Regions from separate parts of the Mus musculus genome. Here region 2 is linked to region 1. Evidence: chromatin loops called from intact Hi-C (ENCODE). Cell type or tissue: heart. All regions are shown on one strand. Each heading gives the region's core, and the rest is flanking DNA. Links, peaks and the distances in the headings are about the cores only. Region 1 overlaps Gm30706 (a long non-coding RNA gene). Region 2 overlaps Pcnx (pecanex homolog).

Region 1 (15,482 bases), core at 5,076-13,075:
CTGGGTGTCATGTACGTCTTCACAATCTTTTTATTTGTTTTTTTTTAACTGATCAGTCAGTCTCACAGGAGAACAAATGGCCCTGGAACTTTTCTTTTAAAATTTTATTCATTTATTACATGTATGTAATTGAGTAGCCTGTAGCTGTCTTCAGACACACCAGAAGAGGGCACCGGATCCTATTACAGATGGTTGTGAGCCACCATGTGGTTGCTGGGATTTGAACTCACGACCTCTGGAAGAGCACTCAGTGCTCTTAACCGCTGAGCCATCTCTCCATTCCAGCCCTTTACCTAAACCTCATGCCTCATAGAGGGAACAAACGCGCTTGGTTGTGTGCAGAGATGTGTGGGCTAATTTAACATGATGTATCATTGATCACTTGATACTGACAGAACTTCCTTGGAGTTTTCAGCTTTTCCTACCTTGATTCTAAATCATGATGTTTTGTAGGGTGTAGGGCAAGTTTTAAACATCAACTTACTGTTTGGTTATGAGATTTAGGGTTGCAACATTACTTTAAAGATTTTTTTTATTTGCTATTTAACAAACCAATACAATCTGATGAATCAGCAAGTCTCACACTTGTCTCTGTACGCATTTTAGGGTGGCCACAGCTGTTTCATAACGGACCTGGCACAGCAAGACCATGATAGCCACAGCAGTGGACAACAGCGCCGCCGTGTGGCGTTACAGGATATGGCACCTCTCTGGGGTTTTTGTTTTCTGGTTTTACAATTTGAAGTTCTACCAGTAACCTTGGCAGTCACTAGGTGGCACCCTTTCGGTTTGTTAGAAATCAAGTTCTAGACAGGCAATAAACACTGTCGGAGCTTGAACCAAAACTTCACCTTTATGGCAACTGCTCCCAGATTTTCAGCTTAACTCGGGTATGCCTGGAGGGACCTTTAGAGCAACTTCTGAGGCCTGGACTTGCCTGGACTTGCCCAGTTCTTGGAAACAGAGATTTAAGCCTCTTCTCCTGAACTGCCGATTTGAAGCCTGTCATGGAATTAGCCGAGTCTTCCCAGTTTTGTTTCTATTTATTATATGTGTGCTGGCACCCATGTGGAGGTCAGGGGACATCCTGCAAGAGTCAGCTCTCTCCACTGTGTGGGTTCCAGGGACCCAGTGCAAGTCCTCTGGCTTGGTGGCGACTGCCTGTCATGCTGGGTCCAGGTCTCTCATTTTTTATGGTACTCATTCATTCACTTACCAGATATTTATACACATGAATACAGTGGATACAAAAGCACTTGTTTTTAACAATAGCGAATAAAAGGGTCACATGCGCGCGCGCACACACATACACCACAAACAATTCATAAAACTCATCAGAGGAGAGCCTACAATGTTCCAAAGGGAGACATACAAGTGTTAGAGAGAGTATGTGAAAAGCAGCAAAAATGTGGGGATGGAAAACATAACATATTACCTTTCAGGGGGACCATAAAAGTCCTCTTGACAAAGCAACGTTAATACAGACCCCAGAGAACTGAGCATGTCAGATAGGTAGTTGATTATGTAGGTCTGGAGTTCAGGCAAGGACTGATGAATCATAACACTGCAGTCAGGGAAGACACTGGCTACCATGGGCACAATACTGATTAGAACATTTTCTGACTCAAATAATAAAAAACTTTGCATGTTAGTGTGTGCTTTTCCATCCTTCTCCCTAATGAAGTGATTTTAAATGTCTCTGCCTCTCTCGGCAGAAAGACTTAAAACTCATCTTAGTTACTTTTCTATTGCTCTGATAAGACACCAGGACCAAGGCAACTTCTAAAAGAAAGCATTTATGTGTGGCTCACAGTTTCAGAGGGTCAGAGTCCATGACCATCGTGGCAAGGGGTATGGCTGCTGGCAGGCATGGCACTGGAGCAGTCGCTGAGAGTTTACATCCACAGCATGTGGCAGAGAGAGAGAGAGAGAGAGAGAGAGAGAGAGAGAGAGAGAATGCCATCTGGGAATGGCCTGGGCTTTTAAGCCTCAAAGCATCAACCCCAGTGACACACCTGCTCCAAAAGGGCACACATCCTAGTCCTTCCCAAACAGTTTCACCAACTGAAGACCAAGTATTCAAATATATGAGTCTACGGGGACCGTTCTTATTTAAACTACCCAGACATGAATCTCCTAACACTGGCTGGCCTCTCAGGATGCTTTCTGTCACCTGGACATCTGGATAGATCCTGTGGCTTATGTTTCACTAAGGGTGGAGAGGTACGGACCTGAAGACCCTTGTTCCTTCTGCCTTTGCATTTTGTTGATGTCCAGGTCAGGCCCATAGCTTCCACTTGTGTAATGTCCTCTCTCCTAGTGTATTACCCAGGGTAGCACAGTGAACTCCAGCTTACTGAGGACCAGGCAGCAGTTACATCCCCTCAGTTAGTCTGAAAAGACAAAGCCACTCTCCTCTCAGCCCCCACTAGTCTAATAACAACCAGCATTCTAGCAGTGTCTTCAGTTCAGAAAACCCCTTCATAAATAGGTGCTACTCAGAAGCTTGGGCTCTGGGACCCAGTTGCTGGAATTGACCTGCTTTTCTAGGTCTTGTTTATATGCTTTAGAAGCATACGTGGGGCCATGGGGAACCCACCCTGACTCATGCTTTTCCCACGTAGAATGTGCAGTAGTTTTAATTCCACCCCCACTCCCACCGATTCAGATGTTAAGACTTACCCCTCTGAGTGACACGCTAGCTGGCATTTGGAGACGAAGGGTAGGTTAGTTCACTCAGACATCGATGGGCCACCAAGGGAGAGGCTTTGCTGTAAAGACCAGCCCGCCCTCTCTGACACATTGACTGTCTTCCCCATGTGATGTCCTTGGGACACTGCACAGTCTCCACAAGTCAGAAAGTCACCAATGTGGCTCACTTACCATGAGTTGCTCAGTCTTCAGAAGCTCGAGCTGACTCGGCCTTCATTCTTTACAAATTACTCAGCTTATAGTGTTTGGTTACAGCAGCAAAAACAAGTTTGCAAGTGAGCACCCTTTGAGAGTGCTCATTCTGTCTTAAGCTGAGCTTTATCAAATATCACCTACTTTATCTGCTATTACCTACTGCCTTTGTCTTGGTGAAAAAAAAATTGCTGGAGTTGGTGAGGAATGATAGAAAAATTCACCTTCTGGAGGGCACCCAGTCGGTGTGTCAGGCCGGTACCAAACATGTCACATACTTTTCTGATCACCAAAACTCTATGTAGGAAGTACTTTTATTAACTCCAATTAAAAGTGGGACACAGAGTGTGATGGTTTGTATATGATTGGCCCAGGGAGTGGCACTATTTGGAGGTGTGGCCTTGTTGGAGTGGGTGTTGATGTGTTAAAATAGCTGCTCATGTCTCTACACAGCACACTGGGCCCAAACCGTTTCACATGTGAGAGGTTTATTGGGAGGGGTGGGGGTGGGGGAAAGTGGTGGCAGAAAAGAAAGAGAAGGGGGAAAGAGAGGGGGGAGGGGCGTTCCCCTTATTTATATGGAAAATGATGTAACACAGGTAAAGGTAGTAGGTGAGCCAAGTGGATTCTGGGACTACGGTGCCTGTTGGCAACAGGTCTGCAGGTCACGCTGTCGCCTATGTGATGTCATAGGTTTGGGAGGTCCTGATGCCAACAGGTGTGGCCTTGTTGGAGTGGGTGTGTCACTATGGTCGTGGGCTTTTTAATACCCTTGTCCTAGATGCCTGGATGTGAGTCTTGTCCTGGCAGCCTTCAGATGAAGATGTAGAACTCTCAGCTCTGCCTGCACCATGCCTGCCTGATGCTGCCATGCTTCCTACCATGATGATAATGGACTGAGCCTCTGAACCTGTAAGCCAGCCCCAATTAAATGTTGTCCTTATAAGACTTGCCTTGGTCATGGCATCTGTTCACAGCAGTCAAACCCTGACTAAGACACAGAGCAGTTCAGGAAAAGGAGTGGTATGAACAGGATCAGAACGGGAACTCAGCAACCTCTGACCCGTCCTAGGGTTTCGACAAAAGCAGCTTGACCTGCCATAGCTGAGCTCTGTGAAAATCACCGTGTACTCCAGAGGCCCCTTTCAGAACGTCACACGAATGGGAGGGACTGAATTGCTCTGCAGCCTTTTAACCCAAACCCAGCCAGACTAGAAGCCAACTGTGGTGTCACACCTTCCGACCAGCCTTAATCCCAGAACCCACCCTTCCCTGCCCCCCAAACCTACAGGACAGCACACCCCGGACCCAGCCCTCCCCTCCCACCTTAGGGTCCTCAGCAACTAAATTCTGCCAGTGTGGGGACAAGCTGGGCCACCTGTCAGATCTGACCCACCTCATGCTCCCTGACTAGTGATCGTACCTGCCCCTAACACCCTGTACCCACTCTTAGGAGGCAGACCAGAGTATGTGTTTTATTTGCCTTCAGGTTTCAAGGCCCAAATCTTCCAAGCCAGGATGGAACAAGAAAAATGTCACTTAAAGGGGACAGTTTACTCCCCCACGAAGCTGGAGGTAGAAGGGAGAATGGAAACCACAGAGCCAGCTGGCTAAGCTTACGTTTAGCACCCTCCCCTCTTCCTCGGTTTCTTCCTCTTCCTCTTCTCTCCCTCCCTCCCCTAGAACAGCAGCACACAGCCTGAGCAAACACACACACACACACACACACAGACACAGTCAAGGTTCTTGCTTCTGTTGCCCAAGCCCCTTGGCCTAAGGGACTCTGGGATGAGAAAGCTCACTTTGCAAGCTTGGGGTGTCTTCTGTGTGGGTCTCAGATACATCTAGGTAACTGTTCTAACCTTCACTGGGGGTCACTGGTTGTAAATATATGTCCTCGTCCCTATTAATAACCCACACTGCTCACACTTGTCTCCTGTCACTCCAACTAATTCCACACTGGCTCTCACCCTCCCCCCAGCTCTTTCCACAGACAGTGGGGAGTTGCAGTAGCTCCTAGGCCCCAGCTGGGTCTGGGTTTGCTGTCCTGTTCTGCTAAGGCTTCCTCTCTCGTTGTTCCTGGGGCTATGACAGCAGACAGTTGTATCCCCATAGCAGAGAAAGCATCTCTTTCCTTCAGGTGGTTCCCCGTAGCAAGAGAAGCCGCTTTCTGGGGAGGCTGGCTCATCTGTAGCACGGTGACCCCCATCCACACCTGAGGTGCACAGGACTGCATCAGATCCACACTCGAGGTCTTGCCTAGTTCTGAGAAAAAGTCAGGGATGTACGGTGAAGTAGCCGCCGCCAGCTACCAAGGAAAAGAAGCCTAAGAGTCTGAGGTGTAAAGAGAGCCCTGCTGGAGCCCTGAGATCAGGGCAAATGCAGCCAAATGCAGCCGCAGCACCTTCACGGGAAGGCTTGCATCTCCTCATCCCCTCATATCATCTACATAGAATTTCCCCGCTTCCTGAAAACACGCCCAACCCTACTGCGATGTCAGAGACCTTGTGGGACACTTTCTTGCCTGGAAATCTTAGAGACTCCGCTATGGAACCACCTCACCTTGTCTCTTTGGCCGGATCCCCTGAAGCAAAGCACTTCGTGCTCTAGGCCTTACTGGATTCACCTGGAAAACAAATTCAATTTAATCAAAGCTTAACTCATGCAGAGACTGTAGCAGAGAGATCCAGGGGCAAAGGTGAGAGATGGTCTCTTCCCCACCCCCCCAAATTCCAAGTGAACAGGAGAGAGGGGGTTTAAAAGAAAAGTAGAACCTAAGGGGTGAAATAAGACTGACCTAGAAGGGAAGACTTGTCCTAGCTGGACACAGTGTGTACCCCTCTAATCCCAGTGTCCGAGGCTTGACTCAGGGAATTTGAGGCCAGCCTGGGCAACATAGTGCCCAGTCACATTCACTAATTGAATACCTGCTTTCCCACTCCTTGAGGTTACTCCAAGAATCAGATGAAAGAAAGGATACATACTTGTATGTAAAGCTCTATACAGGTGTAAGCAAATACTATCCCCTTACTCGGCTGAATCTCTTTACAAAGAAAAAAGCTCCCACAACTGAATCTACAAGGTAACAGAAGTACCTCCCACCGGGTGTCATCTTGGCCACGTGGTTGACTGAGCTGAGTGCTGGGGGTTGGGGGGAGGGATTCTGAGTGCAGAATCAAACTGAACCCCTTGGGGGTCCTTGTTCTGGGTTTGGAACAGGATGGAGGGAATCCAGTCTCGGTCTGGGTGGGATGAAATTTTTTAAATTAATTAATTAATTAAAAAATGCCAGGCAGCCACATCAGGAGAAAGATGGAGCTCAGGAAGGTTCAGAGAGGAAGAGAAACAGGAAGCACACACAGATTTCCCGGATCTGCCTCATGTCTGCCCCTGCCTGCTACCAACAATATCCCCAAAGAGGCTATCTTTTGCTCAGGGTAGCTGGGGTGTGCTTCGTGCAGTCCTAACAGAAGGTTTGTAATCAGTTTCTAAACAAACACGTTGAAGCTTACATGGAGCTCATGCTAAGAGCTGTGCTACTCAGTCAAAGACTATCATTGCTGCCATCTGTGTCTAAGCCTTCCGTGAAGAAGAGATAGATTCACTCTCAGTGGTATAAGCTAGTCGCTGGGTGTTAGCCTTCTGGCCAGCTTGTTCTCAAGATTCCCCAAACCACCCAGTTTTGCCCTGGGAGACTCTTGGCTGACACTTGAAGCTGTAACTTGTGAGCATCCCTGAGAACTTCTGTTGCCTTACATATGATGTTGCTGCTCCGTTCATCAGCGGGGTAACAGCCACTCCCACCGTACACACTTTGGGGAGCTCCCTCATCCTTTTCTGTGTTCTTCAGGCAATGTCCCCACCCTAAGCATTGTCGATGTAAGACTCATACTGGTCTGGGATGGAGAGATGGCTCAATGGTTAGGAGCACTTGCTGATCTTCCAGAGGACCTAGGTTCTATTCCTGGCACCCACATTGTGGCTCACCGCTGTTGTTAGCATTGGTTCTGGGGGACCCGATTACAGGGGTCTTTGTGACCTTAACCGGCTGCAGAGATATGAGCTGCCAGAAACAAGAAGTCAGTTTGGCTTACCATGACTCATATGACTCAGTCGCTGATGTTGGTTTAAACTGGAGTTAGATTCCACGTGGTTTACTTTAAACATATTTAAACACAGCACATTTGGTGAAAACTATTTTCGTGATCATTAACTCAATCCTATGTGTACAACAAACCACACACAAATCTCCTTCAGGAACAAAACAAGCTAAATACAGATCAGATATGAAACCCTTTGTACAGTCCATAAAGACAGGTTCTATAGGTTGACTGGGAAAAACAATTTTACAATAAGGGTCTAGGGGAGTGATCCAGTGCCAGAAAAGTCACAGATAGCGCAAAGGTCACTAGGTCAGAAACCATGTCCATTTCTAGCCTTCTGGGCAGATAACAGGCACTACACTCCTTCTTTTGGAGGAACAACCCTGCGTGCTTAACATCCTGGGTTTCTCTGGTGTTTAAAAGACAGCCATACTTCCTATCTCACCCCCTTTTGAGTTTTTAAAGAGAATTTTGTGGCTGTAATAGCATAAGCCAAGCTTGACTGCATAGCCTGCAGAATTGGTCTAACAAAGCCATAGGACTAGCCAGCAGAGGACCAAGAAAAGGGAGAGCCACCTTAATCGAGATGGCCTTCAAAGGTCACTTGAGAGATTGTGTCTTTCTCTTTATGCAGATCATCAATGTGAATATGAGCAGTATCTTGACACATTAAAACAACACATTCCAGAAAGGAAAGTATTTGGATTCTGTACAATCTGAGAATTAGCCTATAATATAGTCAATAAACATAGCATCATCATTTTGGGGGTCAGTAGCATTGGGTCCTTGTCTCTCCAAGGTCTCAGCTTGATGAATTAAAGTCTCGATGCCTCCCCCAAGTCATCAACTTCTTCTTCCTCTTGGGATGCCTCCTCTTGGTGTGCTTGTTATCTTTCTTCAGATGCTTCATGTGTCCAGTGTCTCTGGGATGCTGTCTTAGTCATGGGAGCAGACATCATCTGGGACTTCTTTCATTTTCTGAAAAGACTCGAGCGTAACCCTGCCCTGATGGTAGAGGAACTTGGGGCCCTTTCCACTGATTGGTTCCTAGATATTTCATTTAACATATACTGTGTCCATGTCTGTGCCTCCACTTTTGGGTAGTGGAGAAAGCATTATCCTTTAAAGTAAAAAAAAAATTTTTTTAAAAACCATGGCTTAAATTTTAAATGCCCATAGCACTAGGCATTTAAGGTGAAGATATAGTCCCCAATTTTATTTTTAAAATTTGTTGTTTAAGTAGTTAACGCTGTCATTCCACAATAGCTTTGACACTGTGAGTTGAAAGGGGTTCCGGCAACATGATTAATATTTTATACATTGTAAAAGTTGTTTGCTAATATAAGCAGGAGCGTTACCAGTTTTTAGTTGCAATGGATGTCCAGGAAAGGGAAAGGTATATAATAAATAATGACAGCATCCGAGATCGTTCTGCAGACAGAAGCAACAATCGTATTCTTTCCAAGTATCAACTGTTACAGGAGCATAATGTCAAAATTCAGAGATTTGAGTAGTATCTGTTTGCCCCAGTGGCATTAGAGTTTAACGCGCAAGGATTAGTTCCTCCAGCAGGGGGCAGTGGTGGTCAAGGAACACAGAGGGCAGGCACGCTTGTTCATGAGGTAGAGAACTACACTTGTAATAATTTTGCATTTTGATGAAGAAATTCATGAGTCTTTTAAGCAGCCTGAAATGAAAGTATTAGAGGTGAGGAGGAGGCCAGGGCATCTGCTTGAGCACTAGCGAATGTTACCAGGTCTGGCATATGAGAATGCATGTGAATGTGAGTTATGAAAAAATGCTGACTCCAAACACTGACACCATTGCATACACTAGCAAGATTGTGATGATAGGACCCTGATATAGCTGTCTCTAGTGAGACTATGCCAGGGCCTAGCAAACACAGAAATGGATGCTCACAGTCAGCTATTGGATGGATCACAGGGCCCCCAATGGAGGAGCTAGAGAAAATACCCAAGGAACTAAAGGGGTCTGCAACCCTATAGGTGGAACAACATTATGAACTTAACCAGTACCCGGAGCTCTTGACTCTAGCTGCATATGTATCAAAAGATGGCCTAGTCGGCCATCACTGGAAAGAGAGGCCCATTGGACTTGCAAACTTTATATGCCCCAGTACAGGGGAACGCCAGGGCCAAAAAGTGGGAGTGGGTGGGTAGGGGAGTGCGGGGGAGGGTATGGGAGACTTTTGGGATAGCATTGGAAATGTAAATGAGGAAAATACCTAATAAAAAAAAAAAAGAAAGAAAGAAAGAAGAAGAAAAAGAAAAGAAAAGAAAAAATGCTGAGGTGGTTGTTGTATAGGCGCCCATAGGGACAGAACTAACTGTGCACTAGCATTGGTGGTGGGATTAAGTTTAAGTCTTGAAGTGCTAGGATTTAAGACGTGCACCACTACTGCCTGGCTTAGTCTTACAGTTTCTAAAACAGAAACAATTTGAGCACCAATGGAGAGTGTGCTAAAATATCCAATGCAGAGAAACATCAAATAAAAGTTGGTTGGCTGCAGCAAGTTCAGACTGTTGAGCTGCACAACCAGGGCTGGGTGTATGCGGAGGGTGTGGAACTTGTATATAAGACATAAGCTCCCGTGCTTTTGAAGAGCCATTTTTAACAGTGATCTCTATAGGATCTCTAGATGTAATTTTAAGGAACACCCATGGGGTATCTTAAACAATTCTTAAAGGGATCTTTAGGATAACTAATACTTATAGATCCCAAGTAACATGTGATTGCTACCTGCCAATTGTGATCATCGTGGAACAAAATAATCAGCCAGAATTCTATTTAATGGCACAGTGATTTCTGTAGGCTCTCTACTAACAAGTGGCACAAGTTGCTGTGATGGCTCATATATGCTTGGCCCAGGGAGTGCCACTATTAGGAGGTGTGACCTTGTTGGAGTAGATGTGTCACTGTGGACATGGGCTTTAAGAACACATCCAATTGACATGGCCCAAAATCTTTTCTAAGTATTTGAGGGTACATTGCTTCGGAAAATTTAGACTGAGAGGGGATAATGGCAAATTTGTTGTTGAGTGAGAATATATTTTAAATAATTATATGGTGACCACTTTGTATCTTATCTGGAGTTAAGTTTAAATTTTCTTCTTCTTCTTCTTCTCCTTCTTCTTCTTCTTCTTCTTCTTCTTCTTCTTCTTCTTCTTCTTCTTCTTCTTCTCCTCTTTCTTCTTCCTCCTCCCCCTCCCCCTCCTCCTCCTCCTCCTCTTCCTTCTTCTTCTTCTTTTTCAAGACAAGTTTTCTCTGTATAGCCCTGGCTGTCCTGGAACTCACTCTGTAAACCAGGCTGGCCTCGAACTCAGAAATCTGCCTGCCTCTGCCTCCCAAGTGCTGGGATTAAAGGTGTATGCCACCCTTGCCCAGTCTTCTTTTTTTAAAGATTTATTTATTTTATGTATAGAAGTATACTGTTGCTCTCTTCAGACAGACCAGAAGAGGGAATTGGAACCCATTACGAGTGGTTGTGAACTACCATGTGGTTGCTGGGAATTAAACTCAGGACCTTTGGAAGAGCAGTTAGTGCTCTTAACCATTAAGCCATCTCTCCAGCCCCTACATTTTCTTCTTTTAGTTCATTTACCATGAAAGTTAAGCATCCATTTAAGTATTGATTAGGAAAGCATGAGCAGAGAATACATTCATACAATGAGTGACCAATGCCTGAAGGGCTTTAGGCTGCGCCAGCTTAAGTGCCTACATACATAATATTGTCACACAGTGGGGCAATGTTTTCATTAAGTGCCTACATACGTAATATTGTCACATAGTTTGACAATGTGTTCATCGCTTGTGGCAAAATGTTCCACTGATACTAAATAGTGGAGTGTCCTTGAGGAACCACAGTAGGCATGGGGAGCCCCAGCTGCAGAGCCTCCATTTGTTTTCACAGGAACATTTATGCCCCTGAAATCATACAGCAGCTGAAATTTATTTTTTGTCTTTTTATTTACAAAACTATAATGTAATTAATTACCAAAATAGGGGAATTCCAAGGTCTCACTGAAGGTTCTATATGTCCAGGTTGCAATTGTTCCTCTAATAGAATTGGGTCTATCTTAATTTTTCTCTATGAAGGGGCCACTGATCAATCCATACTGGATCAATTTTCCCTTTGATCCTGGGGTTAGGTTTGCTCTATTGGGAGTTTAAAAGCTTATCATCCCTGTCAAATTTGGATTCATATTCCTTAGCTCTATGTTTTCCCTTATTACATCATAGGCAAAGGCAAACAATCTTGGGTGGGGCTGGGGGTTGGGGGGGATGGGAGTGCTGGGGGCAGCCTCAGGGCAGCTTTGCGAGCCACCTGGCCCCTTGGAACAACTCACCCTGCCAAGGTGTGTCCAGAGGATCCCGATGGTCCTTCTAAAGAGCATTCAAGCAATATATAACTGCAGTCCAGACTGCAAAACAACAGACAGGGCTTCTCACCCTCCTTCTCATGGGGTCTTTTCACATTCGTGTCTATGTGACTCCAACTGTGGATAGCAATGGTTCCTTGTTCAGGAAACCCAGGATGGAATTTTACACTCACTTATACAAAGTTGCAGAACTGGTTTTTCATTTGTTTGTTTGTTGTTTTGTTTTGTTTTGTTTTTAAATATTTGCTCCCCTGGGTCTTAACAGATAGCTCAGATAATCATATAAGATGCGTTACCTCAGAGGACTGGGAAAAACCTGTGCTATTTCCCTGTCTCACTTACAGCTGTGACCCCTTCTGTGAGAGGATTGAACCCCTACCCTCTGCTTCTACTTAAAGAAAACATTTTCTTACCTTTTCCAAGGGTCAAGTCCCACATTGAGCATGTCCCACGTCACGCACCGGCCGTGGGGGTCTCTGCAACCGTAATGGGCTGCAGAGGGACGAACTGCAGGGGGCAAAATGGCAACTCAGCTCAACATGACTCAGCAGCTGTACTGGGTCAGTCTTCTAAAGTCTTACTCTGAGTAGTTTTATTTCAGGCATATTTAAGCACAGCACAATTTGGTGAAAATGGTCCTGGTGACAATTAACTCAATCCTACACGCAAGACAAACGACATGTAGATCTCCTTGAGGAACAAAGTGAGCTAAATAAAGATCAGATGTAACTACATTGAGATTCTTTGTAAAGTCCATAAAGATAGGTTCTATAGATTGACTGAGAACAACAAATTTATAATGAGGGTCTGAGGGAGGATGCAGTGTCAGGAAAGTTGGCCACACGCATAGCACCAAGGCCACCAGGTTAAAAAAGCATGTTCCTTCAAGGGAGGAACAACCCTGTATGCTTCTCATCCCGGGTTTCCCCGGTGCTTCTCTGTGAGAACAAAAGCAGCCATGCCTTCTAAGTACAATACCCTCTTCCAGCCTCCAAGGGCACCAAGCATGCACACAGTACACATCCATACATGCAGGCAAAACACTCATCCACATAAAACAAAATAAAAATAAATCTTTAACCGTACCCCCCTCCCCCAAAAAAGACCCCACACTGGTCAACTAAAATCTCTTTCGAGGGAATCTGAATCAAGCTGAACAGAGGAGCAAATATGGAGACCTCTGGACTTGGGCCCTTAAGACAAAGTAGTCCCTTTTTCTGGTCTTAGTTGTTCCTTTAAATCTATAGTCATCACACGAAAGATAAACATCATTTGACACAAATGAGCCAATGAGCTATTTTCATTTTATTTTTTGTTTTGGTTTGGTTTGGTTTTTCGAGACAGGGTTTCTCTGTGTAGCCCTGGCTGTCCTGGAATTCACTCTGTAGACCAGTCTGGCCTCGAACTCAGAAATCCACCTGCCTCTGCCTCCCAAGTGCTGGGATTAAAGGCTTGAGTCACCACTGCCCAGCACCAATAAGCTATTTTTAACCTTTACACATTAAATAAAAATTCTCCCTCATAAATGACGAGAAAGAAGGGAAGGGTGGAAGCGCCACGTTGCATCTTATCCCCTACCCAAGTTGCTGCCACAGCCAGGCTCCTATTTTAAGACCCTTTAATGGAGCTATATTTACACTGTTTTTACATTTTTATTCATGGAGATTTACACAAGTCATTTGGCTGACGGCTGAAGCTTATTTCAGGACAGTGCGTCTGGTATTCGTAGGAAGCCCCCCGTCGGCCTCCTCTGCACCTGTTCTCTCTCCTGCCAGGCCACCTGTGCTTATCTCCAAAGGGAAAAAACGTCAGAACCCAGAATGCAAAGCTGGACTTGAAAGGTAGAGCCAAGCCAGGTGCGGTGGTGTACGCCCACAGTCCTGGAGAAGGACAAGGTGGGCTGAATACAGGAACTCACAGCTCATTCACAGCATTGGAGACTTCGAGAGAGAAAGCAAGGGAGAGGGAGACAGACACACACACACACACACACACACACACACACACACACACACACAGCTACTTCTATATGCTTATACATGTATATGTATAAGCGTATATGTATATACATATATATGTATATGCTTGTGATCCTAGCACTTGGAGGTAGATGCAGGAAGATTAGAAGTTCAAGGTCATTGTATGAGTCACTGTTCTGTAAAAAAAAAAAATTTATTATTTTATGTATGTGAGTACACTGTAGCTGTCTTCACACCAGAAGAGGGCATCAGATCCCATTACAGATGGTTGTGAGCCACCATGTGGATGCTGGGAATTGAACTCAGGACCTCTGGAAGAGCAGTCAGTGCTCTTAACCGCTGAGCCATCTCTCCAGCCCGAGTCACTGTTCTTTAAAGAAACAATGGACAGAATGAACACATGGAATTTTCTAGAATGGTTTCTGGCCTCTGGTCCAAGTAGCCCAACAATGGCTGGTAGAAAGGGTCTAGTAGTTATCCAGCCTATGGGACCGGATGTCTTGGCAGTCCCAGTCTGGTGCTGGAGTCCCAGCGAAGTCCTAGAGAGCTATGGGTTTCAGTGTACATTTCACTAGCTAAGAAGTAGGTTCTAACACCAGCAAAGGGATGCCCCAGGGACAGGGGAGAAGAGCTTGACAGTGAGAGTGAAGGCAAAAAGCAGGCAAAACCCAGAAGCTTCCTCCTTCCGTGTCATTAATAGAGGCTGCCCCCAGAGGGTGGATCTTCTAACCTCAAATGATCCAACCAAGAAGACGCCTTCACAGGTGTGTCTAGCCGCCTGGGTTTAGTTAATTCCAGACTTAGTCAAGCAGAGAACCAAGATAAACCATGGCAAATCGGCCTCATGTGAGAAATCATCCTCATGTGACAAAGACAGCTACCTTGAAGTTGAAGAGCACCCCTGAAGTCTCCCCACCACCCCCCCCCCTTTTGATGGTTTTAAGATAGGCTGACAAAGACCTAGTGTCACAGCACAGGATAGAACATGCCCTGACACAGTGTCCTAGGCAGTAGGACATCCTGTGGGTGGGGGTCATGACCAAGCAAGGAGTCTTGGCTCATGGTCTACAGTCTCAGAATTCTGGAAGCTGAAGTAGGAGAATTGCCACAAGTTCCAGGCTGGCCTGAACTGCAGCACAAGAGCCTGACTCTAGGACAAGCAAACACCCCATCACCAATGTTCACTGACCTTCCACACAGTGCCAGCTGCTGTTCTAAGCAAGATACACAGATGGCCCTTCCCATCAGGCCTTGGAGCGTGTCTATATGTGGGTAATTGGTAGAACGTGGTCTTAGACATTGAGGCTTCAGCTCCACACCCCACACTTCTCATCAGAGGGAAGAGCCACAGTGTACAGGATGGTGTTGGTCAGTTTCCTGTTGCTGCAACAAATAACCTGAGGGGAAAATGGTATAAAGTAAGAAAGGTTTACTTTGGCTCCCTGCCTTGGAGGTCTTGGTCTCTGATTGGATTTCTCCATTGGTGTGGGACTCATGATAGCAGGAAGGCCTGGTAGAGCAGAGCGCCACCTCACAGGAGCCTCACAGGAGACAGGGGAGAAGCTAAGGACAAGACACCCTGTCAGCGGTGACACACCTAACATTAATACCAACAAATTCTGAACCCTACTGAGGTCAGAGCCTCCACAACACAATCACCCCTCAGTGAGTGGCTCCACCCACTAGTTAGCAAGAGAGTAAGCTTCACAATGACCCATTTGGAAGGAAGCTTTGTCTCAACCATAACAGGAATGAAGAAGAAGGCTACTCACCAAGCCATTCCAGTGGGCCAGATTTCAGCTCCTGGCTGCTACCCTGTGGGGCATCACACCTCCAGACTCCTGCGCTCCTGAAACTCTACCTTGGGTCAGATGATTATTGCTCCAAAGCCCACTCCAGGGACTAGATGCTGGTCAGGAGAGTGTCTAGCCTTAGTTCTGACCATACTGGCCTTTCTAATAGGTACATTGAGCCAAATCCCCATCCCAGGTACTTCTTACTGTAGACTTATCTTGCCTTTTGGGGAGTCTAGACATTCTTTGCTACCTGCTAGGACAAATTCAGGCATCAGAAAGGATCACTTCGTATTAAACCTC
Region 2 (15,482 bases), core at 4,020-12,019, 120 kb after region 1:
TTCTCAGCATCTCCCCCAAGTGAAGTAAACTTTGAAAGGAATTTGTCACATAGGGCTTTATGTAATTGTGGGGTTTCATGGTCACTTTGTCAGTCCTTCCATTTTGAAGGAAACAGCTGATTTTCATCAGGGTGTCATGGAAAATTCACTTCCTAAATCTCCTTTCCGCATCCCTGCTGTCACAGTAGTTCCTCTCCTCATGTTATAGCCTGGGGGTTGAAATCACTCCTCTTCCCTCCTCGTGTCCCAGTGAGAGACCTAGTTTTGATTCCTGCCCTACTTTACCTCTTCTTGAAACCACCCCCAAATCCTCAGTATTTTCAGATCTTACGGTGTTGGCCCTTTTTGCAGACAGTGCACTTATATTTATTGCAGCTTAGTTTCTGATGGATGACATGTGGAGAGTTATAAACCTCTGGAGTCGACTTTCCTCTCTCCACTCAGTAATACCCTGCCTGTGCACCTGACTTTCAGTTTGTGGTTCCTAATTACCCTTATGTGAATGGATAATAAAGTTTTACAGTTGGAATTGAACTAACTCAGCCCCTCACTTAATAGCAGCCTTCCTGGTTCTCTGGATGCTCTCTCAGTATTCACATAGTATCCTGACATTGATAGCAGAACACTCAGAATAGGATTATGAAAACACCACAGTCTATGAATCAGAATCTCCAAAAGGGTCTTGTTTTGTAATACATGTTTATAGATTTGCTCTAAATTTGAGTTTTTAGTAACAGTTTTTGTTGTGAAACTGTTGTGCATTATAGAACAAAGAGGGTGTTAAAGTTAAGCTCTTTCCACCTTCCATGGAATGGGGAAATTTGGTATAACAAAACAGAGAAAATTCAGGACCCCCTATTCAGACAAGTCCGTGTTTCCATGGTAATGAGGGTGGTACCTTAAAGCTTCAGGTTGCACAGTATTTGTTTGCACTGATGCTCTGCTACCCAGCTTTTGTTCTTGGTTGTCTTCATGGATTCCACAATTTCTTTCCATGGAACAACTGAGTCCTTACTCGCTGCGGCCATTGTAACCGTCCTGCTTCACAAACACAGGCAACAGCAGGCTAGCCCTGGGAGTTAATCCTACATTTCTGCTAGTGTTTGGAAAGCCATACTTAATTTATTATTATTATTAATTTTAATTTCAGAAGGACAGATCAAAGGACATAGCAGGTATCAGTCACCTTTGGATACCTGCCCTTAGTGTCATTTCGGTTGATCAGTAATATCTGTAAATATTTGGTCTAGGATTGTGACTTGGTCAAGGATGGTGATTTAGTCCTACTGTCGAAGAGATTGTGACCTGAGTAACCATTGTCACTGTTTTGCAGACTATACTTAAGGCACAGGTGGATCTAAGCACATTCTGTAGACAGTTATGCTTTTCTTAAGTGGTGTTTCATACATTAAAACAGGGAGATACTTTCCTCATTGGCCTTTTATACTGTTTATAGTGTGTAATTATTTTTACCTTTAGAGGGGCTAAAGTGAAAAATGTGAGTTAGGGCATTTGTATCTGTATGGAATACAGCTGATATGTATGGGGTGGGTCTCTCTCTCTCTCTCTCTCTCTCTCTCTTTCTCTCGTTTGTTGTGTTGCCCCTGGACATGTTGTCATGATTGTTTATGTGACTGTCTAGGTGGAGTTACCATGGCTTCCCTGCAGCTTCTTCTAACCTGCTCTTTCCCACCCTTGCTCCCTTCTGCTTTAGTCATTTCTCCTCATTTCCCCCATCAGTACTCCCCCCATCTCACACCCCCCCAACCACCGCCTGCACTCTCTTCAGGCCTGAACTTCCCCCAGGCCTGTACTCCCCTCTGGGCTGTATACCCACTCCCCACCCCCACCCCCACCCCCCACCCCTGCCTGCACTTTCCCCTTCTGTTTGCCTCTTGTCTTCTTTGAAATAATTTAGTGCTTGTAAATATTCAAGGTAAATATTTGGTCTAGGATCATGACTTGGTCAAAGATGATGATAGAGACTTATTCTTACTGTCAAAGACATTGTGACCCAAGTAACCATTGTCTGTGATCTGTTACTAAGGAGCTAATACAAAGTCTTTTCTCAAAGTCATAGTTGCCTTCAAAGTGGCCTAGAAAAGGGGTTGACTTCAGAGGAAGAATAATGAATTCCAGCTAGAGAAAGGCGGGGCCCCACTGTAGGGTGTGGCCTTGCCTGACATCCCCAGCTCTTGCTAAATCTTTGCTGTGGTGCTCACCATAGGGAAAACGTAGGACTGTGTATATAAGCCATTTACATGGAAAGCTTTACTTCTAAGTGTAGAACTTACCACCAATTTCCTTTTTTTTTTCTTTTCACTTTTACAAAATTTAACAAATAAGGGTTAGCCAGGCGGTGTTGGTGCACGCCTTTAATCCAGCACTTGGGAGGCAGAGGCAGATGGATTTCTGAGTTCGAGGCCAGCCTGGTCTACAAAGTGAGTTCCAGGACAGCCTGGGCTATACAGAGAAACCCTGTCTGGAAAAAAACAAACAAACAAAACAAAAAACAAAAAAAACCCCAAAAAACAAATAAGGGTTAAAGAAGAAAATCAAACCTTTGATGTCATACATAGTGAAAAACTTTTAAAGATAGAGAAGTCACTATGCATAGTCTCTTCGTTGGTTGTGTCACAGATGTCATGAGCTCTTCTGCAGTGACATTTCTGTAATTTATATTATTAATTATCTGTTGTATACAGATGTTAAGATTCTTTGATTTTGGAGAGGGCTTGATGGAGAAAGCGTTAAGAATCAGTATCTGTGGGATCTAGTAAGACCTCCTTCACCAGCAGACAGCACGTTACTCATCCAAGAGGGATTTAGAGAAGTGGGATTGGTGTTTGCTGTGTGGGCCTGGAGGCAGCTAGTACTGGCTGGCATTGTCTCTGCCCTCTAGGCTTGTCCGCGAGGCCCTGGGGTGAGCACAGCCTCTGAGTTGTGATGCTGCTGTGAGGGGTAGGAAGTAGGAAGTAGGAAGTAGGAAGTAGGCAGGGTGGGGCAGAGGCCTCGCCAGGCACAGTCTGTCTGGACTTTGGAGAGGCATTTCCCTTAAATCCAGTCATCAGAACTACTAGGTCCTGTGGCCCCTCTAGATGGTTCTCATAGATCAGAAGACATGGAGTCACATCTGTACAAAGTGGGGAGCTTGGCCAAGAGAGGAAAGGGAAACATTTGACGATTGTGAGCAAATAACTAAAACTCCTATTCAGATAGTTTGTTTCCTATGTTTACATTCCCGGAAGAGAATCCACTAAGGGGTGTTTGTATTTGCTTGTTTAAACGTTTGATCTAAGAAGTCACTATGTGTTTGTATTTCTAGTAGACAAATCATACTTTTCCCAGTAGCTTGTCTGCCTGTTTTAGTAGGTGTTTTAAGAATGGAATTTTGCTGTTAAAAAATTAGGGTCTTATTCTTTTACTGTTATTACTTGTTTTTAATTTTAGAAATAGTTTCTCAGTGTAAAGACAGGCTGGTCTCAAACATGAAATCTTCCCACTTCTGCCTCCCATGTGCTAGAATTCCAGGCTGGTAACACCATGCCTTGCAACTGTTCCCTTTCAGGGGTGGTATAGTGAGTGTCTGATGGTGTATTTAAAGCAGATGTTAAGAAATCCTGAGAGAATCAAGCTTAACAAACAGCCCTAAAATATTATAAAACTTAGTGTGCATGCATTTTATGTGTTGTGAGCATGTGCATGAGCACCTGCATTTGTTGTTGTTGTGTGTGTGCATGCAGATGGCTGGCCAGTGAGTTCTAGAGATCTGCCTTTTCCACCCACCTAATGCTGGACTTGCAGGGGGGCGGGGGCATTGTTGTACTGGGTGCTAGAGATCCAGTCAGATCCTCCTGCGTGCAAAGCAAGCGCTTGCTGGCAGCGTTCTCTCCAGCCCCGGAAAGCTTAGTTTTTATTGCTAACATCAAGTTTATAGTTTAACCTGTACATATTTTTGTTTTCTTTTTCACTGACAAATTCTTACACATCACAGCATGCATCTCCAGTGTCTTTACTTTTGAGATAGCAGTTAGTGGCCGTCCTGGTTAATTTAGCCTCCCCTGCTCTGCAAGTGGCACAGTTACCCATCTTCTGAGCTTACTCCTTGAATACTGTGGCTGCAGTGACTATGAAACGGAGGGGCAGGGAGCGTGTAAAGAAAATAAGTACTCTATGATTTAAGTTTTATTTGCGATGCTGAATGTGAGAAACTGTCTTGAGTCCATTTAGACTTACTGGAAGAGTTTCTGCAGCTTGCCAGTTTAGTTGGCAGAATCATGCTGTATTTTGTTTTCTTACTGTATTTGTGGAATTTGTGGTATTTATTTATATGAGTGTGTAAATGATGTGTATACATTTAGGAAAATGCTAGGCCATCTTGAGTATAAACTTTGAAGGCTCAGTTACAATCTCAGTGGGTGCTGAGAGTTCCTTTTTTTAAATTTTTATTATTTTTAAATGTTCTAACCATCAATAAAAAGTTCCTCTTGTCTTAGAACTAAGAATAGTAAGACTTGATGTTGTACTCTGTATTTTTTTCTCCTCAAACTTGGTTGTTTTCTGCCCTAAGAAGTCCTATGTTTTGTTTTTTTCCCACAGACTCAGTGTGTGGCTTTGCTTCTGGTTTATAACACAAACGTGCCATGATATAATGTAAAATAATGATAATAACTCCTCAGTGCAATTTGCTTGAGGTGGCAGGTGTTTGCCCCAGGGCCCCCATCAGTCTTTAGTCCACAGAGGCTCCGTCAGTCGTCTTTGGTACACAGAGGCTCATCAGCAGGAGCCGCAGCAGCTGCGTGCCTCTGAGAGAATGTGCCCAACAGGTGTCTTTAATATCGATGAAAATGACTGATAGCATGCCAGAGAAGATGATTTTGATAGTCTTGTGCTTTGGATTAGTGGTGACTTATGGCTGGTGGGTAAATTCATTTTTTTTTTTCCTTGTCTTGATTTCAGATTGGATCTGGATCCTCTCGACTTGGAACAGCAGCAACTATTAAAGGTACCTTACTGAGCACTGGCTATTCCTCTCTCTGAAAGACAGCCTTCCACTAGAGGGAATTTTTTAAATACGCCAGGGCATAACATGATCTTATTAAATTGTCTGATTTAAATTGTGTTATCATTTCATCATTTAAGTATCTCAAGAATATTTGAACATTTGTATTATTTATAAGTTTTGATTTATTAGAAACATTTTGGCATAGGGGATATGTTTTCCTAAGTATGGGTTCAGCTTGTGAAAAACTAGTTTGCTGTGCCAGTTTTAAATGTGATCATAATTGAAACATTAAAAGAGAATTATTTCCCTAAAATAAATGTATGGTTTTGCTATATAGTGCTGTAGTTTCTAACCTTCATGGGGAAGGACATTTCCCTCGTTTCAGTTTTGTTATAAAGTAGTTGGCATTTCTTTTTAGAATCTGCTTTTTAAAAAAAGCTAACACTAACTCTCCCATATTCTTTGTATTCTGTGTTAGGTGTTATGTTGTTAGGTCACATTGTCATTCTCTCCCATAGTCTGTCCTACTTGGTAAGACAGTCAGAGCATTCAGCACATAGTGAGTAGTTGCTGGTGTCTGACCTGCCTTAGGTGACAGGACCTCCCACTCTCTGTCCCTTCTCTGCTGTGCCTTTGCTTCAGGGTCATGCCTGCATGTGTTTGTCTACATTGTAGGAGACACGGACACTGCTAAGACCTCTGATGACATAAGTTTGAGTCTGGGCCAGAGTTCTAGTCTTTGTAAAGAAGGAAGTGAAGAACAAGGTAAGCATGCTTGCGGTGGCGCTCTCCCACCCCCAACCTTAATTATTTCTTCCTCCTCTTCCTCTTCTTCTTTTAAAATTTATTTATTTTATACATGAGTACACTGTTCCTGTCTTCAGACACACCATAAGAAGACATCAGTTCTCATTACAGATGACTGTGAGCCACCATGTGGTTGCTGGGAATTGAACTCAGGACCTCTGGAAGAGCAGCCAGTGCTTTTAACCGCTGAGCCATCTCTCCAGCGCCCAAACTTCATTTCTCATAGGCATATTCTGTTTATTCTGTAGCTGGTATTTGAAAGTTATCTTGTCATTGTTAAATTGCTTTCGAGGGCCCCTTCCCCCCTCCCCAGGCTTCTAGACAGACTGCGTGGTATGGATTTCATTTTCTTTCTTTGAAATTAAAGGTAAATCAGTTACTTTTCATTTTGCAGTCTTCATTTCTATAATGTGTACCATTATAATGTCTTGACAACCAGGTCATAGTCTTAGAGCACTGAGTCTGCTTGCATTTAGGGGTCATATATCTTTATCTTATTGTATATCTAAAAAGCACTAAGCAAGGGTTTTGTTGTTTGTGTTTTATGATAATCTAGCTGCTTGAGATTTATACACATACAACTCTACCATTGTAGCCAGGTATAGAGGAGCTTAGATAATGTCTGGAATTCACTAGTCTGTTGTCTAGCTTAGGAGTCCACATGCTTATTTTTGCAGAGGCCTAGGTAGCTCTGCAGCTCATCTGTCCCCTCGGTACCCAGCTCTGTTGTTATGGAGGGGAAGGATCTCTAAACTACTTGTGAGTGGACATGGCTGTACCAGACTGCCGTGAGTCCTTTACAAACACGGTCAGCCTGGATTCCACAGTTCTTGCTTGGTTGGTTGTCTTCATGTGCATTTACCCAGCTCTCACTCCAGGCTGTTGGTACATCACAGATGAGCCCGTTATGACTTTAAAAAGAGTTGTAGGAAACTTACCCACACTCATAGCCAAATTCAAACTACTATACTACTTTAAAATAGTGTAAAAAATACTTATTGTTTGTGGATTTGAGTTCGTGGGTGTGAGTGTGAGTATGGGTGGGGGAAAGAGAGAAGGAGAGAGAGAGAGAGAACTGAACTCAAGAATAGCATCCACTGTTAATGCAGGAGCCATCTCTCTGGTCCCTCAAATAGTTTGTAACTTGGCTTTTATCTGTTCTTATTATGTACATGGCACTGTTTTAAATATTGTAAATTAATCAGTGAATAGTTTGTACTCTCTTACGGCTTTCACGGTCTTATTATGGAGTTGTAGTACTGTGAATCAGTTATAAGAGTAAACAGATGGAGACTACGAAAAGTGGTAATCTTAAATAGAGTGGCTTTTTACCTACATCGAAGACCTAAAGAGAGCCCCTTCTCTGCAGGGGCAGCAAATGCAAGAGGTGTGAAGTCCTGAAGAGCACACCTGTCAGGTTTGAAAACCAGCATGTGTGGGTGGTAGAATGTCTCAGAGGGCATTTCTAAAGATACTTGTTCTAATTCCTGGGGAGATGAACTGCCATCGTAGCCCTGACTCTAAGGCTGTATCAAAGGGGTGGATGCTGAAGTTGGGAGGTCGTTTGGATGGCCATTGTAAACATGAGGGTAGTAAGACATGGTCTATTTACATTCTGTGTGTGTGTGTGTGTGTGTGTGTGTGTGTGTGCGCGCGCTAATAAGATGCTGTTAGAGGATTTTAGTAGTGTCCTATAAGATTTTAATAGTACTATTTGGGATGGACAGCAGGAACAATGGGGTGTCCTTTCTAAATTAAAGACAGGAGAGAATGGAGGCTGGGGTGGGACATCCAGTTGGGGCATATTTAGTATGTGCTTCTTTGGGACCTCAGTGCAGTCATGAGAAGAGAGAAGTCAGGTTAGGTGTCTGGGTTTGACATTTAGGAATTGTCAATTTGCAAATACCAAGCAGCCCAGCCAACACATTAAATATGGGGTAAGAGCTATGCATGCAGGCTCATGCCTAGAACTTGGGAGGGTGAGACAGAGGATTGTTATGAGTTCAACGCCAACCTGGGGCAGCAAAGTGGCAAAGTGAGTTCTAAACCACCCTTTATTTATAGAGACCTTTTCCAAACAAAAACAAAAAAACAAAACAAAAACACCACCACCACCAAACAACAGCAAAGCAAGCAAAGTGCAAAAGCACACACTGAGTCGGGTTCTTCTGAAGTTGGTAAACTGATGGGGCAGCTCTGCAAGGTTTGCAGGCACAGGGTTTCCATGGTCCTGGCTGGGCTTTGTCACCACCTAGTGGCAACTGTGTGAGCTGCTGAAATGCTGTTTGGGACTGCCAGTTTTTGAAGTATATAAATGTGTGTGGTAACTTCATTCCTATTATAGTTTTAGGAGAGAGTGTTTGCTTTTACCACTGAGATTCAAGTGAACACCTAACCCTCCTCTGAGTTATAGTTTGTCTATATGGTTACAATAATTAAAGCATAGTTTTCTTTTTGTTGTTTTTTGTATTTATAGCTCAGACTAGCCTCAAATTCATGATCTTGCTACCTCCGTCTCCTAAGTGCTTAGATTACAGGCATGTGTCACCACATCTAAATTAATTTTCTTTTGATGAAGCTAACATCAGGTTCAGGCATCCTTTCCTGTCAAAATGAAGGTTTTAAAAGTCAGCTTTTGTGTAGGTAGATGGACTTTTTATGTCTATTACTTTATGAAGTCTGTATGATAATTTAAGTCAGTAGCTCCTACTGTAAATAAAAGATGAAGGGATGCTCTTATAACATAGAGCAACATGTGTTTTTTTCTTAAGGGGCTTACTTATAATTGCTTCATCAGTAATGAAAGAAAATATAGGATTTTAGCCTGTAATTATTACTATTTTTTGTTAATATTTAACATATTCTCATTGAGGACATGGAACATGCTGTACATGATTTTGGGTTTATTATATTTTCTTCTTTGAGGATTTCATATCCACACGATGTGTTGTGATCACATTAACTCCCACTCCTCCCTCAGCTCTGTCCAGCTCCATCCCCTGCCCCTGCTACTTCATCCCAGCTTTGAGTCTTCAGTTAAGTGTGTGTGTGTGTGTGTGTGTGTGTGTGTGTATGTGTGTACACGTAGTTTGTGCTGTCTTAGTATAATCACAGGTGTGGGTCCATTCAGTGGAGCACCCTCCTAGGGCACCCCTAAAGTGATTCTTCCTCCCCCAGACACACCACCATATGGCACATCCCTCAGAAGTGGGGCCTGTGAGCTCCTGTCATTTTGTGACTACCACAAACTATGAGATACCTTGCATCATGTTGTATTTCGTTTGAGCATTGATCAACACTTTGATTCTGTTGTTTGTTTCTTCCTACTGTAGTTCATAACTTTTTATGTGACTGATCAACACGGTGGTGGTTGTATGTGTATTTGTGTAATGTGGACATACATGTGCTATGATGTGTGTGTGGAGGTCAGAGCACAGCTGTGTGATGTTAGTGTCTCCTTCCCTCTTCAGGCTCCTGGCATATACTCAGGTGGCCAGGATTGCACAGCAAGCCCTTCACCCACTACATCATTTTGGAGCTCCATTCTAGGTTTTTGTTTGTTTGTAAAATAATCTTACTAGTGTTTCCCAAAAATTAAAGTATTTCCTGAGACACAATATTAACAGTTACTATTAATTTTGTTTTTAAAATATATACATATAATTATATATGTGGATATATTCAGCACTTCCTGCTTGCTACTGAACAAGTTTGATCACAAATCTTTTAGATGAAGACACAAAGGCTCCAAATGGTAACCTAAGGTTATCTATTTGGAAGTTAGAAATAGAGCTCGCAGCAGGCTGTGGTGGCACACACCTGAAATTGCAGACTCATGCTGGATCATGAGGACCTGAAGTTCAAGGCTAACCTAGGCTAAATACAGAGATCCTCTTCAAAATCGAGGTGGGGGAAGGAAGAGGAGAGAACACACACACACACACACACACACACAAACTTTTTCTGAAGCCTTTGAAGAGCTCAAATGATTTGACAGTTCCGTTCCTTCCATCAGTTAGAATGGGTCTTTGGGTTGACTGGTTAGCTCTGCTTGAGGTTTGCTCATACTTGACTTACTACTGTATACTGTGAGTTCTTTTCTTTGTTAACCAGTGCAGAAGCTGACATGTATCTGTATTTGGCACAGATTTGGCGACTGATCGCAAGCTCTTCCGCCTGGTCTCCAATGATTCCTTCATTTCTATTCAGCCATCCTTGTCCTCTTGTGGACAGGATTTACCAAGGGACTTCAGTGACAAAGTGAGCCTGCCAAGTCATAGCCAGCACCACCGTGTTGATCAGTCACTGTGCAGTGCCTGTGACACAGAAGTGGCTTCTCTTGTACCTTTACATTCGCACTCTTATAGGAAGGAGCACCGACCACGAGGAGTGCCACGGACTTCCAGCTCTGCCGTGGCTTTTCCTGACGCATCACTGAGTGGCCTCCCTCTTTATCAGCAGCAGCAGAGACGGGGGTTAGACCCTGTTACTGAGTTAGACTCATCTAAGCCTCACTCAGGCACTCGAGAGTCCTCAGCGGGCAAGTCCTGCCCTCCGGCACAGTCTCAGCCTGCTGCTGACAGAAGAAAAAGTAGCTCCCAGCCACCTACAAAGTGTGGGAAGAGCAGGGCGCTGAATGCGGAAAAGAGTGTGGACAGTCTCAGGAGCCTGAGCACGCGGAGTAGCGGGTCCACCGAGAGCTACTGCAGTGGGACCGACAGGGACACCAACAGCACCCTCAGCAGCTATAAAAGTGAGCAGACCAGCTCCACTCACATCGAGAGCATCTTGTCTGAGCATGAGGAATCTCCTAAAGTGGGAGACAAGAGTGCCCGGAAGAGAGAGTGCGGTGCTGACTCAGTGGAAGAGAGGAGCCATCGGGCTGATGACCGAAGGACTAGCAGTGACAAGACTGCCCCAGAGGGAAACACACCTGCTGGGCCTCCCGAGGCTCCAGATGCTCAGGCATCTGAGGAGATGGCTGACCAGGCTGCTCCCAGCAGCTCTGCATCAGAAGATGCCAATAAAAACCCCCATGCAAATGAGTTTACTGTGCCTGGCGACAGGCCGCCTGAGCAGAGTGCAGAGAGCAAAGAGGAGCAGAGCGAGAAGCCCAGCCTGGCCACCGACTCCAGAGTTTGTAAAGACGATGGTGGGAAGCAGAAGGAAGGAGATGTCCGGCCCAAATCCTCCAGCTTAATCCACCGGACAACTTCTGCCCACAAGCCAGGCAGGAGGCGCACAGGAAAGAAACGGGCCAGCAGTTTTGATTCTAGTCGCCATAGGGACTATGTTTCCTTTCGAGGAGTCTCTGGAACCAAGCCGCACAGTGCTGTATTTGGTCATGACGAGGATTCTAGTGATCAAAGCGACTTGAGCAGAGCTCCCAGTATTCATTCGGCTCACCAGTTCAGCAGCGACAGCTCTTCCAGTGCCACGTCTCATTCCTGCCAGTCTCCCGAGGGCAAATACGGTGCCCTCAAGACCAAACATGGCCATAGGGACCGGGGCACAGACTCAGACCACACGCACAGAGCTCATCCAGGCCCTGAGGGAACCACCAAAAAGAGGGCCTCTCGGAGGACTTCCAGCACAAGTAGTGCCAAGACGCGGGCTCGGGTGCTGAGCTTGGATAGTGGCACTGTGGCCTGTTTGAATGACTCAAACAGGCTGCTGGCACCGGACAGTATGAAGCCCTTAACCACTTCAAAGTCAGATCTTGAGGCCAAAGAGGGAGAGGTGCTGGATGAGCTGTCTTTACTGGGCCGGGCTTCCCAGCTAGAGACGGTCACACGCTCCAGGAATAGTTTGCCAAGCCAGGTTGCATTTCCTGAAGGGGAAGAGCAGGATGCAGCCACTGGAGGTGAGTAAGCTACTGCAGCACTGTGGGTTGACCCTGTTGCTCGGAAAGTACAGTTCCTCTGTGTTAGGAAAGCACACGTCTCTCGGTGAACACGGTGGTCTCCAATGGCCCTGCTGTCTTATGGGACACATCAGCTTATTCTTGACCGCCTCCCCTTTCTAAGCCAGTTATGCTAGTAATAACCCAGTCATTTCTCATCCTTTATACAGTAGCAACAGTATTACAACTGTATTAGGGTGACAAAGCACTCACAGACGTGACTTCCACAGTGTGCGGCTGAGCTCCCGGAGATGGATGCTCACCAGTCATGTGAGATTCTTCCAGATGCTACGGTAGCACCAGTGGTATATTTGGATAACCGACTCTTTTTCTATTTCTGTGCTTTTCTCTCAGTTCAAGTTTTAGTTATTAAGAAAAAAAATTCTATAATTTCACACTGTCCTTAAAGTTAAATTAAGTTGAAGTTTATATTTATTAGCATTTATCATGTGATTATTTGTTTTTTAATTTTTGAGACAGGATTTCAATGTGTAGCCCTGGTTGTCCTGGGACTCACTACATAGACCAAATTGGCTTCAAGCTCACAGAGATCTGTCAACCTCTACCTCCCAAGTGCTGGGATTAAAGGAGGGCACCATGTCACCTGGCTCTGTTAGCATTTTCATCCATTACTAGTCGTCATGGTACCCCCGGTGCTGGTGACGGTGTTTGGGTAAAGTACAACTAAGTGGTTTCAGGATTGGGGGAGCTGTGCGGAGTTGGGTCAGTGTGTGCTGGGCCTTTTTACAAGGCTGTCTCCCCTCCCTCCTCCCACCCACGCAGCTCATTGCCTGTTCTGCTAGAGTGAGAATGAGCTTCACGCATGTGTCAGCACGCGTGTGTCGTTAATAGAAGGGCTGTTGTCATTTGCTGTGACAACGTTCTGTTTATGCAGACATTTTCAAACATGTCTACACTTAACCTCAAAAGAATTCCAGACTCATCAGCACTATTTCAAAGGTCATAGTGTGGAAATGTTCTTTCTGTTATTGGCAAGGTTCTGACAAAAATCAACTTATAGTGTGAATGTAAAGAAATTATTTTTAGTGCTGAAGGAGCTATCAAAGTAGTCTTCTAACCTATATGTTAGAAATGAATTGCATCTGAAGTAGTTGTTACCACTTGGTAGCTGTGTAGTAACTAAATTCCTAGGAGTTTTTGACCTGGATTTCATTCTGTATTTTCTGACAGATCTGAAAGACTGTAAAGGCTTCTCAGAGATACTGTGTCCTGTGTTTCTGTGTATGGTATCAAGGAATCCATTAGGTTTTAAAAGATAGCTTAATTCTTTAAGTTAGCCAAATACATTTTGAGACTGAACATGCTAAGGTCTGTGTCCTAAGTATTGTGAAATAAATATTATTGCCAAACTGTGAGTGTTGTGTCTGTGTAGGCCATGCTGTGGTGAGTCTGTCTGCGCACATTTGTGTCACGTCCTAACACAGCAGATGTGGCTTTTCCTCTTTTGTTTTGTTTGGTTTTATTTGGTGGTTTTACAAAGTACATGGGGAGTGGTATTTGCATCTTCTTACAGTTCTATGACTATATAAGTCCTCATACTTCCAGATTATAGATTTATTTTTCATATCTTTAAAATGTCCATTAAATATTAATAATAAGACAATGAATTAATTTTTTTTTAATCTTAGCTCAGTTGAAGAAATTCACTAGTATGTAGGAAGTTGAAAATACTTTTTGTTAAAGGAGGGACCTGCTAGGTTTTCTTTTATTTGTTTTTATTGTGCTTACACTGAAAATCAGAATGAAACAAAATTACTTAGATATATTGGAGATTTATGTTGTTTCTGTTGCACCTAAATACAAAGGTTTGCTGTGGTTTGGTTGAACTTCCAGAAAACTGGAAGTAGCAGGAAGGAATTTAAACACTGATTTAAATGGGCAGAATTTCAGTATGTATTGCCGTGAGCATCATTTGTTATAGTCTGTTCTGGCAGGTTAAGAGTGATGTGTCTGGGTTGTCCATTCTGTCCTGTATATCGTCCTCCAGAAACATGACAGCACATATCACTGCTACCACACCATATAAACACATTTCTCACACACACACACACACACTCACACACACACACACTCACACTCACAGACAACTTTCCTGGACATAATTGTGAGTAAATTTTAATTCTAGTGGATTTGGAGGTATTGATGAGTTCGTCAAATACTTACTCTATTGTTACGGTGAATGGTGTTAGTGGGTAATGGGTAAAATTTTGAAAGTGTACTTGAATGTTTATATTATAAAATGGCATATAATAGAGGTGATGTAGCTAAGAACTCGCATGCCTATGGGCTCCACTGTAGCTGTTGCCCTCAGAGATCCACTTGTCTCCATTAGGCCTCTGTGCTGCCATTTGAGGATGTGGTGATAGCAGTATCTCTGTTAGTGAAAGATGAAGGGAGTTTAAAACACGATGCTTAGAAAGTGCCTAGCATGTGTCTAATAGTAGTGCTGTTATCAGGAAGCAGGCCAGTTTGCTAGGCTACAGGTATATGTCCTGCCCTGTTTAATCCTGCTAGTTCAGTGACGTGAAGTTAAATGCAAGGATGTAGGTATATGTTGAAATAAATTAGAGATGTGAAACTTGACAGTAGTGAAAACACAAGCGCTACCCGAATGAGTCTTCAGTCTCTCACTCAATACTAACAGAATAATGTTTTTAGTAGCTTATCTATTAATGTAGGTTTTGCCTTTTTGGCAAGGATGTGTCACCTAACTTACTTTATGGGATGTAGTCATACATAACAGGAGTTTGCTCGCTGTCACCTTTGACTGTGTGTGTCAGGCACACACTCTGCCATAGCGCTGCCTCACCTGCTTGCTCCCGTGGACTCTGAGACCTCCCACTCCCAATCAAGTTCTTTGTGCAAAGTCAAGTCTTACTAATAATAGACTGCAATTTTAAGTTCATACTAAGGTATTTTTTTATTGGCATCTTGCTTTGTACTTAATTTTTATAAGTATAAGGTACATCTCTAGTTTATTACTAATATTTTAAAAATAAAAAATATACATACATAATAAAAAATGTCCTATTTTCTAACTTGTCTTATTCCAAATAAAGATGGTCTTCTTTTGGGCCCCTAAATGTATCTCCTCCATGATGCAATACTATGCTTATAGTATGGTTTCTGTATTAGTTGTCAGATTATAAAGAATAGCTGAAGGAGAGCGATTTGCATTTGTTCATTGTGATTTCTGCAGTATTCTGCATTTCTGGGTTTTTAGATTTATTTGCCTTATGATTTTATGTGTCTGGGTGTTTTGCTATGTATGCACACCATGTGGATGCAGTGCCCACAGAGGTCACAAGAGGATGTGAACCAGTCTGTGGGTGCTGGGAATTGAGCCCCAGTTCTCTGCAAGAGCAGCCAGTGCTCTGAGCTGCCTGGCTGTCCTTCCCACTTTTAGTTGTCCACATTACTTAACCTTCATTTCTCTGAGAGAAGTATTTTAAAAGAATTTTTAAGTCCTGCATTTTATTTTATGTGTATGAATGTAGAGTAATCCCTGGAGCTGGGTTCTCAGAACTGAACTCTGGTCCCCTGCAGCCAGCACTCTTCCCCGCTGGCCGCCCCTCCAGCCCCATCAGGGAGTTTCTGGGCAGCGTTTATCTATCCAGTTAGGTTTGCTGAGATTATGGAAAGTAGCAGGATCTCTGTGGGTCTGCATTGTTCTTGGCTGATACATAGAGGAAGAAAAGGGAAGCTGTTTAGATAAAGTGAGTTTCCATGCCTAGACCAAAATACTGT

Evidence for each region. Peaks named below come from ENCODE experiments on the same cell type or tissue, not always from the same donor. Only the 100,000 strongest peaks of a DNase experiment are listed, where the experiment ranks them.
Region 2: a loop joins it to region 1, with 7 times the contacts of the local background. A loop is called at or near these places in 41 of 42 quality-filtered maps.

The regions. Positions count from the first base shown.
Region 1 is chr12:81,788,160-81,803,641 of GRCm38, forward strand. It overlaps Gm30706 (a long non-coding RNA gene), which reads right to left. Exons shown (of 7, transcript XR_001780652.1): 2 at 15,159-15,482; 3 at 14,576-14,783; 4 at 11,821-11,914; 5 at 11,375-11,449; 6 at 5,467-5,530; 7 at 4,271-5,169. Gm46366 (a long non-coding RNA gene) reads right to left here and starts at 2,931. Exons shown (of 3, transcript XR_001780649.2): 1 at 2,683-2,931. In heart, for the core only: a CTCF peak has its summit at 8,577 (motif pointing right); no DNase peak of the experiment used is centred there; H3K27ac peaks cover 305 bases.
Region 2 is chr12:81,907,706-81,923,187 of GRCm38, forward strand. Pcnx (pecanex homolog) reads left to right here. Exons shown (of 36, transcript NM_018814.3): 4 at 4,960-5,005; 5 at 5,681-5,770; 6 at 9,960-11,675. Among named protein-coding and RNA genes, the nearest start is that of Pcnx, 55 kb to the left of the region's middle. In heart, for the core only: no CTCF peak of the experiment used is centred there; a DNase peak (open chromatin) is centred at 8,036.